Regions from separate parts of the Mus musculus genome. Here region 2 is linked to region 1. A link is a loop called in an ENCODE intact Hi-C map of the cell type or tissue named here. Cell type or tissue: gastrocnemius. All regions are shown on one strand. Links, peaks and the distances in the headings refer to the core of each region. The heading gives the core; the rest is flanking DNA.

Region 1 (8,324 bases), core at 310-8,309:
AAGGAGCACGGTCAGAGGATTCACTGACCTGGGGGAGGAGCACGGTCAGAGGATTCACTGACCTGGGGGAGGAGCACGGTCAGAGGATTCACTGACCTGGGGGAGGAGGGCTTAGCCTTTCTTCCTCCCTGACTCCTTTTCTTCCTTCTTTCCTTTTTTTTTTCTTAAAAGAAAAAAGTTTATATGTTTGTTTGTTTATTGTGACAGGGTTTCTCTGTGTAGCCCTGGCTGTCCTGGAACTCACTCTGAGACGAGGCTGGCCTCCCAACTGCTGAGATTAAAGGTGTGCATCAAGGCTCCTGGCCAAGATTTCTATTTCTGTTTTCCTTTATTTATTTTCCTTCCTTTCTTATCTCTATCTGTTTTTTCTTTTTTTCTCTCTCTAATTTTTATTATTCTTTTGCATGTTCTTTGTATTTTGCCTCTACTGTAGTTTCTATAAGGAAGTCACTAGGTCCTTCCCCCACCCCTGCCACAAGCATGCAGGCACACACGCGCACACACACATACACACGCACGCACGCACTCACACAGTTAGGCTCTCTGAGGCCAACGCATATCACAGGAATTATTCAGATTTCTTTTGTACAAGAAACTTCTCTAGCCAGGCATGACAGCACGCACCTTCAATCCCCGCACTAGGGAGGCAGAGGCAAGTGGATCTCTGAGTGAATTCCAGGCCAGAGCTACATGGTGAGACCCTGGTTTTTTTTTTTTTTTTTTTTTTTTTTTTTTTTTTTTTTCCGAGACAGGGTTTGGCCTCGAACTCAAAAATCCGCCTGCCTCTGCCTCCCGAGTGCTGGGATTAAAGGGGTATGCCACCACTGCCCAGCAGCAGTGGAATTTTTAAACTGGGTTTAAGGGGCCATCCCAGCAGAACCATGGGAGACAGTGGTGCTGAGGGTGATTAGAACTGTAGGGCCTGGCTCAAGAGGTTTCCGAGGCGAGGAATGATAGCGTGTGGCCTAGAGCTTCCGCCCTTGTCTGAACTCTTAGGAAGATCATTTTGATGAAATGTTCTTCAAATTAGCCATGGTGCCTCTCGCCTTTATCTCAGCACTCGGGAGGCAGAGGCAGAGGCAGGCATGTCTCTGTGAGTTCAAGGCCAGCCTGGTTTACAAAAAGCGAGTTCCAGGACAGGCGGGACTGTTACACAGGCAAACCCTGTCTCAGAAAAGAGAGAGGCAGAGACAGAGACAGAGACAGAGACTGAGAACAAGACAGAGAGTAGAGAGAAAGAAAGAAAATGGTGGTTCAGGGATTAAAGGGACAACAGGAAGTGGAAGAGAGCTAAATCCTTTGTTCAAGGAGATAAACAGATTAAAGATATTAAATGGGGGGCTGGAGAGATGGCTCAGCAGTTAAGAGCATTGTCTGCTCTTCCAAAGGGTCTGAATTCGATTCCCAGCAACCACATGGTGGCTCACAACCATCTGTAGTGGGATCCAATGTCCTCTTCAGGTGTCTGAAGAGAGCAACAGTGTATTCACAGACATAAAATAAATAAATATTTTTTAAAAATAGATCTTAAATGGAATTAAGGAGATGATGACCTCAGGGAAGACTCCATGCAACTAAGCTTCCATCCTGTGAAAAGGAATTAAAGAACATGTTAGGCACAGTGGTACACGGCTTTAGTCCCAGCACTCCGAAGACAGAGGCAGGCAGATCTCTGAGTTTAAGGCTAGCCTGGTCTACAGAGGAACCGACAAGCTCAGGCAGTGAAGGAAACTATCCGAAGCAGAAAGCTGGTGATGATGTCATTGAACAAGGGGGCCATGGTCCAGCCCCAGCAAGCTGCAGAACGCGGCAGTTTTGGCCATGTGGTTCTGGCCTTAGAGTCAATGATAGAAAAAGGAGAATGTGGAATCTCTGAGACTAAGGAAAGCCGCAGAGGCCAGGCTTGTGTGGCAGGGCTGTCTCTGCATGGAGGTCATTGCATGAAGCTGTGAAGGTGGAGCCTGGATTGCCTTGAGGACCCCCAAGAGGTTAGAGATGCTGGAGTTGTGGGCTCCTGTCAAGGAGAGCTGCTGACAGGGAGTGGAACTGGCCCAAGAGAAAGACGTATATTGCAGACGACAAAGCTGAAAGGAGTGTGAGACATGACGTCAGGGCACGGAGATGAAAAGCTTGGCGTTTGCCCAGTTGGGCTTGGTCTTCTTTGGTCCAGGGTTTTCCCCACTGTGGTCCCGTCCCTGCGTTTTGGAATGGCAATGTCTACCCCGGGGCCGTTATAGTTTGGAAGCACAGGATCTGTTCTGTGATTTTGATTTTATAGGGGGTGACAGTTAAGAGACTGCCATGAATCTCAGAAGAGAATTTTAAACATTGTTGAAACTGTGGTAGACTATGGGGACTTGGAAGTTGGACTAAACACATTTTGCATTTTGCTATGGCTACAAGCCTATGGAGGCTGGGGAGTGGGATGTGATGGTTGACAGAGGACTGGCCCCTGTAGACTCATGTGTTTGGATACTTGCCCACAGGGAGTAGCGTTATTAGGAGGTAGGATATGTTGAAGGATATGTGTCACTGTGGGCTCGGGCTTTGTCTTCTATGCTGTAGCCACATCTAGACACAGTCTCCTTCTCCTGCCTTCAGATCAAGATGTAGAACTCTCAGCTCCTTCTCCAGCACCATGTTGGCCTGCAGGCTGCCATGCTTCCTGACATAATGGACTAATAATGGACCAAACCTCTGATTAGGTTAAATTAAATGTTTTTCTTTATAAGAGTTGCCATGGTCATACTGTCTCTTCACAGCAATAAAGCCCAAACTGAGACGGGAGTCCATCTGTAATTTCCCAGGGAATGCTATGAGAACCAAAGAAAATAGGAAATTAGCTGACTTGAGGCCAGGCAAGGGGAAGTAGGGAATTCTCTGTTCTTGGCTTGGAGGCTGGCCACCCGTATTACATGGTACCAGACCGGCTCTGCTAGGATCATTGGCCTCCTGTGACTTCCAGGTTGGGACAACCATTAAGAAACTTAGTAACAAGATAGGCAGGCTTGTACTTATGTCTACCAGCCTTCCTAGGTGCTGTAAGACTAGGTTCAGGATTATTCTGTCTGTTCAAGAAAAAGAAAGAGAGCTGGGGTGTAGGTCTTATACAGTGCTTGTGGAGTAAGCCCAAGACCCCAGCACCTGCTTCTACCTCCCTGATGTGGGGATTAAAGGAGTCCACCACCACTGGCCAGTTTATATTTAACTTTGTAAAGGTATATTCTTTTTTCCCCGCCTAGAGTCAAAGACTACTAAGGCTCAAATACATGGCAGAAGACACACCCTATGTGGAACCCTAAACTGGCACACTGCTCCCGGCAAGGGAACAGATTTCTTTAAGAAGAGCCATCATCGGGCTGATGACTCTGACCACTGGTCCCTGTAAACTATCTCCTCCTGTTAGACAGCAAGCCTGGGGCCTTCTGGAAACTGCTGGAGGGGAAGTCATCTTCCAAGAAATGAAAGAGAAAGCCTTCCACGCCCATCTGGAAAATGGTTTCCCCATCCCACCCTTGAGCTGACAACTCTTCCTCTACTGCTTGGAAGCCCACACCCTGGGGCCTGCCCACTTTAAGGCTAAAGATTCAAGTGGACAGGATTTCAAGGCATTGGCCTAGACAAGAGGTATGACTCCAAATAAACATTGCAGAGATGGGGCTGGAGAGACAATGCTGACCTTAGGAGCTGGTTCTGTTTGTTTTTGCAGAGGACTCAAGTTTGCTTCTCCCATTGAGCAGTCCACAGCTGCTTGTAACTTCAGCTCCAGGGGATCTGATGTTCTCCTATGGCCTTTGCAGGGATTGCTACATAGACACATATATACACGTAATTTTTCATCTTAGTATATGTATTTATTTTATTCTTCTGGCTATGAGTGTTTTGCCTGCTTGCACACACACACACACACACACACACACACACACACACACACACACACCACATGTGTGCCTGATAAACATGGAGGTCAGAAGACCGCAACTAGAGTTACAGGTGGTTGTGAGTCACCATGTAGATGCTGGGAACCAAACCTGGGTCCTTTGCAAGAGCAGTCAGTGCTCTTAGCCACTGAATTTCTCCAGCCCCTATACACATTTTATTTTATTTTAGACAGGGTTTCTCCGTGTAGCTCCTGGACCTTGCTCTGAAATCCAGACTGGCCTCAAACTCAGAGAGAGATCCACCTGCCTCTGTCTCCTGTTTTGTTTTGTTTTGTTTTTTTCGAGACAGGGTTTCTCTGTGTAGCCCTGGCTGTTCTGGAACTCACTTCGTAGACCAGGCTGCCCTGGAACTCAGAAATTCGCCTGCCTCTGCCTCCCAAGTGCTGGGATCAAAGGCGTGTGCCAACACTGCCTGGCAGTGGTGTTCATCTTTAATCCCAGCACTCAGGAGGTAGAGGCAGGCGGATCTCTGAGTTCGAGGCCAGCCTGGTCTACAAAGTGAGTTCCAGGACAGGAAGGGATACACAGAGAAACCCTGCCTCAAAAAACAAAAACAGGGGCTGGTGAGATGGCTCAGTGGGTAAGGGCACCCAACTGCTCTTCCGAAGGTCCGAAGTTCAAATTCCAGCAACCACATGGTGGCTCACAACCACCCATAATGAGATCTGATGCCCTCTTCTGGTGTATCTGAAGACAACTACAGTGTACTTACATATAATAAATAAATAAATCTTTAAAAAACAAACAAAACAAAACAACAAAAAACCAAAAACAACAACAACCACAACAAAAAGAATACCACCATGTTCTACCAGAGCCCTGTACACATAACTAAGCAAAGTATAAATTTCAGGTAATCCACTAGGGCTTTATGATGGATGGAGATCTGAGAAGCAAACTGTGTCATCCCATCCTTAGGGACATGGCTCTGCCAAAGTCCCGGCACCAGGCAGGGAATGGCCATGGCCATCACAGCTCTACAAGAAAAAGCCTGGCCAAGAAATTCTCAGGCAGGGCTAGAAGAGAGTCCCACAATGGCTAACTTCCCTGTGGGCGGAGCCTGGGGCAGCCTTGCTTCCTTACACGGGTAAGCCCAGACAAGCTAACATCAGAGCACAGCTTTCCACATCGCTTCTGTGCCTCTGCTCTACAGAGTCTGGTGTGGTTAACTGACTGATCGTTCATACACTGAGGAGTCCTAGGGAGCCACCTAGAGGAGGGACAGCAAAACAGGAGAGGGGCAGAAGGTAGGGCTGAGGACAGAACCATTAAAGAGGGCAACAGGAATGAGGATGTCTTAGAAAAGCAGAGGAGGGGCTGGACAGGTAGGTGGCTCAGCAGTTAAGAGCACTGACTGATCTTCCAGAGGACGTGAGTTCAATCAAAAAATAAAAAATAAATAAAAAATAAAGGAAATCTAAAGAGATTGAACAAGCGTGCATGTGCTTGCTTGTGTGCTGTGTGTGTGTGTTTCTGTGTATATGTGTGCATGTGCTTGCTTGTGTGCTGTGTTTGTGTGTGTGTATGTGCTTGTCTCTCTTATGTTTGTGTTTCTCTGTGTTGTGTGTGCTGTGTGTTTCTGTATGTGGCTCTGTATTGTATATGGTGTATGTGTCTGTTTTTCATGTTGTGCATTTTATACATTTTATATATGTGTATATATGTGTATTTGTGTATGTCTGTTGGTATATTAAGTGTGTGTGTTATGTTTGTGTATATATGTGTCTTGTCTTGTATTGGTGTGCACGTTGTATATGTGTGTGTATTGTGGATGATATGTGTGTGTCTGTTTGTGTGTTGTATGTATGTGTGTGTTAAGCAAGACCAAAACAGGATGAACTCACATGGACACAGTTAGCTTCTAGCCTGTTAGTCTGGCCTGTTTTTGGCAACTCTTCCCCTTTGTAATCAAGAAGGTGGGCAACCAGCAGACAAACTTGACTCATGGCCATAACTTACTGGACCAGAATGGAGGCTCGGATTCCAGCGAGGCCAATCAAGTCCTTCCCAGAAAAGTAGACTTGGGACCTGTTGAAGAGACCCAGGATAGGTCAGCTAGGTGGGTGTCGCAAGTGGGGACAGGTGAGGGTGCCTCAGTCTCTGGCTCTCACCAGAGCTGCCAGTACCTGTAATGCTGTCACATGCATATTTGACCTTTGTCCAGTCGCCTGCACTCAGCTCCTAACGTCCTGGAAAATTCTGCAGTGGTGTCTTTCTGTGGCCAGGGCTGACCAGGCCTGAGGGCTGCTGGACAGTCTGAGGATGGGGCTGGCTGCTAAGGGAAACTAACTAGCTGTGTGGAGAGGGTGGGAACTTTCAGCCCTGCCCTCCCTCCAGCTTACTGAGAGGGGAAGAAGGTCTAGATGTCACCAGCCGCTCCCACATAAATCCTCAAGAGAACAGGGGGATCTTTGTCGTTTGTTTTGAGAAAAAAATCTCATGGATCCTAGACTGGCCCCAAACTCACTACAGAGCTGAGGCGGACACTGATCCTCCTGCCCAGGCCTCTGAAGTGCTAGGATTACAGGCCCCTGGCTTTCTGGGATGCTGGGGCTTCCTGGGTGCTAGGCAACACTGTACCTCAAGAGGGCAGTGTTCTGAGCGCTTTCTGGTCAGTGCAGCCAGGGTGCCCCGTGCCCTCCCTGACCTGGGCCATTCATTCCTCTCTCCACTGTCTCTGTCACGTCTAGTCCTTTATTACAAGTCAGAAAGAGCCAGGGAACAGTTCCCAGAGTTCTCAGAGGGGCTCCAGCAAGTTAGCGGAGCCTGACAGGGGGGTCGTGGGAACTGGGCTTTATCAACAGTCATCCAAAAACAGGGAAAACAACTTTGGGGACAAGGTTACCTACTACAAAGTCCCCTTTTCCGTCCCAGTTAAAGGGCTGGTTTCTGACTGTGGTCTGGGAAGCAGACTGTGGATGGTGTATCGAGTGAGGCCGCAGTTGAGAATAAGGTAGAAATGAGGCAGGCTCACACAGTCAGTCCCTCAGGAACTCTCACCCCATCTGCCCTTACTGCTCTTGATGCTGCCCTGACAGGGAACCTGCAGGTCCAGATCTTCCCAGGATCAATGTGTGGTTTGCAGTACCCCGACTCTGCATCTGGCTACTCGGAAGAATTAGACCCCCCCCCCCCCGGCATAGATGTTACCCAGCTGGCCCCTTGCCCCAGAGGGACTCCACTTTGTCCTTGGTTGTATCCTTGCTTTGCAGCACTCTGTCCTCTGAGCAGCTCTGTGTCGGACTCAGCTGCCCTCTAGGAACATGGCCTCTACACCCATCAGGGTGCGGTCCTTAGTCACTTGCTCTCTGCCTGCCGATAGTACTGGAAGTGAGTGTGTAGGAATGCCATGGAATGGATGAGTGAATGAGTGGATGGATGGATGAATGAATGATGTAATTTTGAATAGGCCGGTTGGGGACAGTAGCTAACGAATATGAAGATTAAAGGCCACCTCTAGCCATTGCAGGGATAATTCTGTCCTTCAAGCTGGAATTTACACTCGGTGATGATGGGGCCTGATACCCCTGAAAGCTAGGAGGCTGAATTTGCTTCTGTGTGCATGGAGTGCGTGTATGTGTGCCTGCATGTGTGTGTGTGTGCATGTGTGCGTGTGTATATGTGAGGGCATGTGTGTGTGTACATGTGTATGTGTGTATGTGTGTGTGTGCATGTAGAGATGTCAGTGTCAGACATCATTCTCTCTCTCTCCCTCCCTCCCTCCCTCCCTCCCTCCCTCCCTCCTTCCCTCCCTCTCTCTCTCTCTCTCTGTCTCTCCTTACCTTAGCTTTACCTCAGGGAGAGATGAGAACTCTCCCTAAACATGGGATTCTCCAATTCAGTCAAGCGGGCCAGACAACCACGGAGCCTCGAGGATCTGTCTGTCTCTGCCTCCTTCCTACTGGCATTACTGAGGCCTGTGGAACCCGGCATTTTATGTGGGTTTGGAATTCATGTATCTCTGAAAGCACTTTACCAAACGAGCCATCTCCCGCCACCCGGCCTTCTCAATGCTTTTCACGGTGCTCCCTCACTCAGCCTGTTGTCACCAGAGAAGGGTCTGCAACAGTGCATCCCTAGCTCTGTTCTCAAATCAAGGAGACATAGCTTTAGAGAGAGGCCGTGGAGGGAAGCCCAGTAGCCTCTCTAGCCAGCTTTGTGATGGTCTGGCTTCTCTGAGCCCTAGGCTTCGTCCCTAGTGGCCTTCACCTTCACTTTCCACCCTTGATTAAAGAACTGGGGGCAAAACCCGTTGAGGGGAGAGAAACGGGAAGAGGAGGCCACAGCAGGGGTCCAGGAGTTCCCAGGTGACTGTGTCTCCACCTCCCTTACCACAGCCCCATAGGAGAGAGAGCTGGGGGTCAGCCGGAGTCTGACCGTGGG
Region 2 (8,324 bases), core at 325-8,324, 59 kb before region 1:
CACACAAACCTGGTAGCAAGCGTAGCTCACAACTACTGCCCATCAACTACCCCAATGCTGTCACTTACACAAGGAAGCTCGCTCACCACTGCCACAGAGCAGCCAGTGAGCGAAGGCAGGCTTAGGGCTTCCTCCTAGGGTTTAGGAGTCAGGAAGCACTCTGACACATTCCATTTGACCTACCTAGAGTAGTTGAGGAGGCCAAGGAGGGATGGGATGGGGGGAGCTCTTTGGGTGTAAGCAGCGTCACAAAAGCTGTGTGTCTGGTCTTCAAACCCCATGGCAGTTGTCCCCAGCACGGCGACAGTGGTGATTGTGGTGTGTGTCAGCTTCCTGGTTTTCATGATCATCCTGGGGGTGTTTCGGATCCGGGCTGCACATCAGCGAACGATGCGGGACCAGGACACGGGGAAGGAGAATGAGATGGACTGGGATGACTCTGCCTTGACCATCACCGTCAACCCCATGGAGGTAGGCACAGAAGGGCCAACCACAAAGCGCCACGGAGACCCAGACCCTGGTCATGTGCTTGCAGGTTGGGTCAGTGAGATTAGATTAGGGGGGTCACCTTCAGATGAGGAAGCCCTTGCTGAAGGCCTCCGTGAGTAGCATAGGCAGGCAACTGACGCTCTTGGCTTCTTTACCCCAAGATGTCCGTGGTATGACAGGACTAAGCTCCGCCCCTCTGCATTGAGCACCCCATCCCATGTGAGTGGTATCCATGTTGCTAATGAGAGCGTCACCTGCCGGGTCACTTTGGCGAGGCGACTCCCAGTACCACTCAGGCCCTTCTGTCACTGTGGGGTTGGCTGTGTTTTCCTTTGTGGCTTTTAGTAGATAGACACTGGGCGATGGGGCTACAGGCTAGATTTACGCCGTCGTCTCTTTGCCAGACATATGAGGACCAGCACAGCAGTGAGGAGGAGGAAGAGGAGGAGGAGGAGGAGGAGAGCGAAGATGGGGAGGAAGAGGAAGACATCACCAGTGCCGAGTCTGAGAGCAGTGAGGAGGAGGAAGGAGGCCCCGGAGACGGCCAGAATGCCACCCGACAGCTGGAATGGGATGACTCCACACTCAGCTACTAAACCCGCACTCAGCGCCTGCTCTCCAGACTCTCTCCCAGCCCCACGGGTCCACGATGTACAAAATCATTTTGACCAGCAGGTCTGCAGACCCTTCCCCCACTGCTCAAAGTCCTCCCGTGCTTGGTGTGTGGGACCACCGGCTCCACCCTCCCCGCCCATCACCATTGCAGTTTTGCTAGAAGCTGGCGCTTCCTCCCCAGGGCAGGGGCCCCACAGCACCTCAGACCCCAAGTGTGTCTGGAGTTCCCTGTCGGCCAGGGAGAGGACACCAGCACCTGGGACCTCCAGAGAAGCCGCACTGAGCGGACTTGTCGACAGAGGGTGAAAAATTACTCCCACGCAGTCAGTAACCATTTCTCTTATTTTTAAAAGTTTTTTTATTTTTTTTTCCCAAACTAGTGCATGTATAAAGTGGGAGAGCAGAGGGGGTTAATATGTAGATGGCCAACCGACTTTTTAATATTTTGTAAATAAATTGGGATTCTGTGTGTCCTCTGTGCTAGTAGTCCAGGACAGGAATGTAAAGTCAGAATGCGGGGCCAGGAGGGCCTCTTCCTCCCTCTTCCCTCCCAAGAAACCAGGTTGGAGAGGCCCAAGTCACTGGGGCCCACCCTTGCTAGGGTTTCCGTACAGCCACGTGGCCGGGGCCATGGCTTTCAAGTGCTGTCTGGGGGGGCCAGCCCCACGAGCCTCCAACCACATTAGAGGCTGGGAACAGCCAGGATGTTGCCAAAGCCCCTGGCCTTTCCTGTACACGCCTGTGACTGGCAGCCACATGGTTTCTGCTTATTAACGTGAGCCTCCCTGTTGGTGAAATGGTGTAGCTGGGAACGGACAGCAAAGGTGCAGGCGGTCAGGCTCCTCGCTTGGAAGACCACGGTTCTGAGCAAGTCTGCACAACAGCACCAAAAGGAGACCCCGAGGCCCAAAGATAAACTGCTACAATGCTCCAGAACAATCTTTTCTCTCCTCCCCAGAGGCCCCATGGGATGCCGCGTGCTGTTGGGTTTGGGCTAAGATCTAAGACCCAGCAGATAGGAGACAGCAGGTACCACCCACACAGCACAGCTCTTCATTCACAGTCAAGAGTTTAGACTGCTCCAGCTGGGACATCCAGTCCTCGCTGCTGTTGCTGCTAGTTCGAAGGATGCCGCCGTGCTGTCTGTGGCCGCCCTCCCATGTCCTGTCCCCTGTAGCTGCTTTCTTAGATGGAAACAGGCTAACGAAGAGAGGGACACTGTCGTGTCAGTAGCCGCAGGGTCCCCTTTAAGATGTGTATATCGACACTAGGTCAGAAAGTGTATGCGTTATAATAAAGTTCTGGTTCTAACTCCAGCCTGAGTGGGGTCCATTCTGTCATGTTTGTTGGGTACGGGTTGGGGCAGGGGTTGAGGGATTTATGAAGATAGGCTGGGCTCAAACTTAAAGCAATCCTCCTGCCTCTGCCTGCTCAGTGCTGGGATTACAGATGTCCACCATGCCGGGCAAGGATTATTAATTTTTATGGTACTAAGGAATGTACCTGAAGCTTTGCACTTCGCAGACAAGGGCTCAACCAGTACACTGTATCCCCCCAAGTCCCCTTGTTATTTGAGCCAAGAACTTAAGAACATAAAAACGTTTTTATTTCTTTTCACCTGTCTTTACCTGTTGTGTCAAGGTTGCACAAACTGGTCTCAGCCCCCATCAATGAGAGGAAAAAACTTAACAAAAAACCCGTCTTCCAGCCAAGTACACACCCAACCCAGAAAGGCCGAGCCTGTGCAGAATCTGCAGCCACACCAGAGAGCACCTAGACTCTTTTCAATAAATAACATGGCATACATACATACACACACACAGACACGTTTCCTATTTCAGAGTTGGTGGGGCAGACTAGGGGTTCAGCGGGTGCTGCGGAGGCACCACCGCTCACTGCTGGACCCTGGGCTCATCAACATGAAGGGGCTCCTTGAGCCATGTTCTGGGCTGCTGGCGAGACAGCGGTGATGGTTCTCAAAGTCTCAGAATGCTACCGGGAGATCCAGGTCCTGAGGTGGCAGCTGATACATGGAGATGTGCTTGGGGTGGGACGATAAGCATGTGCGACCCCTGAGCTGGGCTCTCTAAAAGCCGGGCGGGTGGCTGGCGTTTGGATCCCTGGGAGGAGGCCGAGACTGCGTTTCTCGAGTTCCTCTGACTGCCCAGACTACACTGAATTCCGTTCTCGTCCTTGCTCACACTTTTCGAGCCTAGCTCCCCAGCTGCCTTCTGCGATTTCAGCTCTGGAAGAGATCAGTCCTGTCCGTCCATAAAGCTGCCTTGTGTGCCCCTCACACGAACTTCGAAGAGGACTTCAATTCTGGCTGGCCCTTCGTCTTGATTCGTGACCACACGGAGCTAAATGGGGCACCGGTCTGAGTGCTTCAAGGCCTGGAATACACTAACTGTAGTGGAGGCCAGGTCCCTTACCCCAGCCATCGGGGTAAGGGACAGAGTCTACATATCGTGTTCTTACCCGCAAATGAGAGGTGAGGGCGTTCCCGTACCCAAACCCAAGAGGTCGCTTCAGCAGTGCCGAGCAAGTGTGCCTGAGTCTAGAGGGAAGCTCCTGGCTTCCTCAAGAGCTGCCGGAGGCTTGGTTGGGTAGGCCACACAACGGTGGCCGGAGGTGAGCTGAGGATGGAGGCACCAGGTGACCGCCAGGCTTGTTCCAGGCAGCCTGCTGGGAGCCTGGGAAGAAGGCCCCAAGAACTGTCCTTGCTGGGCCAAGACCCACAGGTTGGAAGACTAGGGGTTCGATCCTCAAGGTGCTGTTACAGTGCTGACCGGGGATGACATCATGAGGACATCACCCCTCCCCTGCACAGAAATGCACTTCCATTTATGGCTATTCTGTTCCTTAAACATTTCGAGTCATAAATAAATTACCAGTGTAAACAAGAAGCAGTGGTGTGGTTCTTCCCCATGAGGGACAGTTCAGGCTCTGGGGTCCCTTTGGTGACCACTGGACATGCCTGGTCTCCAGGACTGTCCTTTTACCTCTAGGGCTGAAAGCCAGGAGGGAACCGCCGTATGACCACCAGGGGGCGCCTCCTACTGTCGGTTATCCTTGGACACATTGTGCGCCAGCCAGTTGACTTTGGTTTTCCAGCTTTCTCGGAGAGCTTCGTTGAACTTCACCCGGAAGTGCTTTAGCGCCTCTTCCTCCGTCTTCCCCAGTGCCAGAGAGTCCTGGACAAACCACACACAGCAGAGTGACACTGAGGGACTTTGCTCTGTTACGCAATCCAGAATGAAGCCCAATAGGATGCTAAATTCTCTCTGTATTCAGACCCCCAAACCCAGATGGTCCACCCGTTGACTCAAATGTCAGAGGCCTTAGAGTGTCATGTGACCTTCAGGGGATGCCCTGGTTAGGCTGGTGGCCTGTCACTCTCTGCTCCAGTTATCACAGATGGAGGACGTGGGATGAAAGCATTTACACAATGTGCAAGGAAGCTTAGCTCACACAGACTGAGCAGGAACGTGTGTGTGTGTGTGTGTGTGTGTGTGTGTGTGTGTGTGTGCGCGCGCGCGCGCGCGCGCATGTGTGCATGTGTGGACACCTATGAGGGACACATGGATTGACTAAGGAAGGTTACCACGTATCTGCCACCCAGCATAAGTAGGCCCAGCAAACTGGACCACTCTGGCCCTGCCCACTGCTAGGACAAGGATGCCATGAGGACCCCACAACCATCAGTACCCCTGAAAGTCTACCAGATGGGGCCCTACTAGGATCCAGACCTCCCAGGCAGGCTGTAGGAAGTATACAGCCATGGGGTCAGCCCTGACTCGGCCCTGGCTTGACCTACTGTGTTGGTGGTTTTCTGCCAACTTAATACAAACTGGAGTCATCTGGGAAAAAGGAAATTTCCTCAACTGAGGAAACGCCTTCATCAGATTGCCTGTAGTTAAGCCCTTGGGGCATTTTATTTTTTGGATCAATGACTGATAAAGAAGGGTCCAGCCCACTGTGGGTGGTGCCATCCCCTAGGCAAGTGGTCCTGGGTTGTAAAAGAAGGTAGTCTGAACAAACCATTGCTTCTGGTTCAGTGCCTGCCCTTGATCCCCCTTCATGATGTGACTGCTGCGACCACAAGTTGAATTAAACCCTTTTCTGCCCACGCTGCTTTTGATGGCTTTTATAGCAGAAGGGACCCCCACGGGGACACTTACCTTGAGATACTGGATATCTTTGGAGCAGCTAAGCTCAGGCAGACCTGCGGCCCGCATCAGGGCGAAGAGATGGAGGAAAAGCAGCCCGTGGCGCCGCAGGATGGTATAGGCTCGTTCACAGTAGCCGCGGAACCTGCAGGTGAGGGAGGCGGGGCAGGTGAGGTCCTGGGTGTTCACCTTCCCACCCCACCCCCACCTCCCCCGAGCTGTTGCTTAAGGTTGTTGTTGAAGGTTATCCACCGTTGGCTAGTTCTTCAAGATGACCTCCCTCTGCCTCCTGCTGGAGACACAAACCTCCTCCCCCATGGCCCAAGGAGGCCAAACAGGTTTGGAGGTCACTCATCCCAATCCATCAACATCCAGGGGAGGGGGCAGGAGCAGGGCCGACCACCGTCTCAAGCCTCGTTCTTGAACCCAGAGTTCCTGGCATCCCGGACAGATAATCAAGGGCAGAGCCCTCACCTTTCAAACTTCTCACTGTTGTTAGTCTTCCCCTGCTGGATCACGTGGACAAAGTCGTAGGTGAGAATGAAGGGGACGCGCTCTCGGTTGATTCCAAACTTGGTCTTGAAGTTCCCCAGAAAGTGGCCAAAATCAATGTGGAAGAGCTGACGGGGACGAAGTGGAGCCCTTAGCCTCGAGTGAGCAGGGATCCAACCCCGGGAGCCGCAGGGAGGAAGAGAAAGCAGAGAACAGGGAGCTTCCATGCCCCTTGAGAGACCCAGGCGAAGAAGACACCAGCAGGGCTCACAGCGTTCTCGGGGCCACCAAACCCAGAGCAAAGGGGCCAGCAGGCCAGACGGGACGTCAGCCCTATAGCAAAGCCACCCAGCCACACGCCCCTACCTGCCCACTCTCTCTGATCATGATGTTGTCGCTGTGCCGGTCACCGATGCCCAGAACATATGTGGCCACACAGTAGCCAGCACAGGAGAGGGTGAATTCCTCAATGGCCCGATCCAGGGCCTCCCTGAGGGGGAAGATTGGAGGTCATGGTACACCAGACTGCAACCCTTTACCAGAAGGGGGTCTGCCTCTCTTTCTCTGAGTCTAGCCTTTTGGCGTGCTTTACTCAACAGAATGTAAAGTATATAGTCCCAGAGCTTAGGCCTAAAATACCTCTCTGATCTGGAGCCTGTCCCCACCACCTAGGCGCACCGTGGGGAAAGGCTGAGGACCAGCCTGCACAAGCAGAGGCCAAGAAGAGAGGTATAGCTGACTTCAGGCTCTGGGCATTCAGTGGACTCAATCTTAGACCCTCCAGGTTTGGGAGAAGTCCCAGATGACTTGAGTTGTCCCAAGCAAGGCATGTATAGTATCCCGAGATTCACAGCAGCAGATGTCTAAGGTCGGAAGCTTTGAGTGGTATCACACACAACCACTGGCAACTGACACACAAGAACCGCTATGCTGATTCAGATTCAGGCCGGCCCCACAGCAGAGCCAACTAGTCAGAGTAGATCACAGCCCTTCCCTCTCATCTTGTCTCTGATAGGCCAACCCTTCCCACGTCACACCTCCCAGGAGGAGAAGGCTTGAAACCTACCCAGGGTTCTTGGACTTGAGCCAGTTGAGCAGGGCGTCCTTGTTGAAGGCAGCTGTGGCCGCCATGTTGCTTTTGTTCAGCTGGATGTTGGCGATGGTGTCCGAGTGGAGGACCACCTCGATGAGACCTGTGCGGTCCCCGGTGGGGAGGCAGCCGTAGGGCGTCATCCTAGGTGAAAGAAAGGCCAGCAGAACGTCACGATCAAAGGCTGTTCCTGGAGATGCCACACTCAAGTGGCTGAGGAGGAGGAGGAAGGACTCGGAGGCTCCTGGTACCCAAGATAACCAGGGTTTGGGGAAGCTGCTGCTGCTTCCTCTACACAAGGGGCCGGGAAATACAGAAGGGAACAAGACAAATGCTTGGCTGCCCTCCCTACCCTCGTCTCTCCCGGGATCAGCCCTTTCCCACCCACACGAGGAGGATAGTTTGGCTCCCCTTCCAAAGCACAGTTCTAAGGGCTGACCCAGAGCACAACAGTTACAGGATGGGCCCCAACCTCAGGTCCAGGCCCTCCTGCTTCCACAGGACGTCCATGAGCTGGATCATCTGCAGAGTCAGCATGTCCTGGCGGAGGTCTGCAGTGTGGGAAGGAGACCAGTGTCTGGTGGGTTCTCTTCTCCCACTGGGTATCCGTTCTTAGGTCCCAGGACCACCCCTCAGGATGGCACAGGGACGGTTAGGCCTCTGCAGACTCCCTAGCCCGCCTGCTCACCATCCCCGTTCTTAAAGATGATGCCCACGTTGCCAGCACTGCCCGCCTCCTCGCTGCTGTACATGATCCACAGGGGCTTCATTTTGGAGTCCATGAAGGTGCACTGCTCCACACTGCTGGCCAGAGAGTAGGGTCGACAGGGGCTCCTCCGCAGGCCAGGGAGGCTGGGAGGAGCCCTGGTGGGGTCAGGCATGGGGCTCACCAGACTTCCTCCAGCAGGGTGCTGGGGTCGAGTGGAGACTGCAGGTGGGACAGGGCCTCCATGTAGGTCTCCTGGCGCATGCACATATGCATCATCTCCTTGGTTTGGGGCTTGGTGGTCTTCTGGGAACTCACCTTCACAAAGTCATTCAGTGCCTTAAGCTTGCTCAGTGCTTCCCCCTGGTGGTGATAATGGGTGGTGGTGATAAGTGGTGGTGGGTACCAGCCACAGGTGGGAGGATGGTCCAGGGAGAGCCTTCTAAAGCTTGTAAGCAGAAACTGACCAAGCCTTACCTGCTTCATCAGCACCTTCATGTGGTGGGTGCTGCCTCTGCAGTAGGCTTCCATGATGAGACCAAACCGCAGAGCCACTGATGGTACGTGCATCTCAGAGCTGGGGGGAAAAAATGGTACTGAGTCTTGCCAGTCAGGGTCTCACACCCCCTGCCTGCAGCCTAGGTGGGACCCAGAGCATCAGGACATCTGAGCCTGCTGGAAACAGGAGTTCAGCAAGATCTCAGAATCCTGAGTTCTCACTTCACCGTGACCCTCATAGGATTTCCAAGGAATAGGCTGTTGT

The links. A loop is a pair of places that touch in the nucleus more often than their neighbours do. Peaks named below come from ENCODE experiments on the same cell type or tissue, not always from the same donor. Only the 100,000 strongest peaks of a DNase experiment are listed, where the experiment ranks them.
Region 2: it touches region 1 in a loop (6-fold over the local background); 27 of 42 quality-filtered maps call a loop at or near these places.

What each region holds. Positions count from the first base shown.
Region 1 is chr4:149,705,644-149,713,967 of GRCm38, forward strand. No RefSeq gene overlaps it. Among named protein-coding and RNA genes, the nearest start is that of Tmem201, 28 kb to the right of the region's middle. In gastrocnemius, for the core only: CTCF peaks have their summits at 5,159 and 6,527 (motif pointing right); a DNase peak (open chromatin) is centred at 6,535; H3K27ac peaks cover 320 bases.
Region 2 is chr4:149,646,480-149,654,803 of GRCm38, forward strand. It overlaps Clstn1 (calsyntenin 1), which reads left to right. Exons shown (of 19, transcript NM_023051.5): 18 at 287-471; 19 at 894-2,420. The coding sequence ends at 1,085. Pik3cd (phosphatidylinositol-4,5-bisphosphate 3-kinase catalytic subunit delta) reads right to left here. Exons shown (of 22, transcript NM_001164052.1): 14 at 8,039-8,138; 15 at 7,746-7,924; 16 at 7,544-7,656; 17 at 7,328-7,406; 18 at 6,832-6,999; 19 at 6,132-6,255; 20 at 5,748-5,893; 21 at 5,286-5,418; 22 at 2,689-4,298. The coding sequence ends at 4,161. Among named protein-coding and RNA genes, the nearest start is that of Mir7023, 4.9 kb to the right of the region's middle. In gastrocnemius, for the core only: CTCF peaks have their summits at 4,147 (motif pointing right) and 7,933 (motif pointing left); DNase peaks (open chromatin) are centred at 3,818, 4,156, 6,885 and 7,917.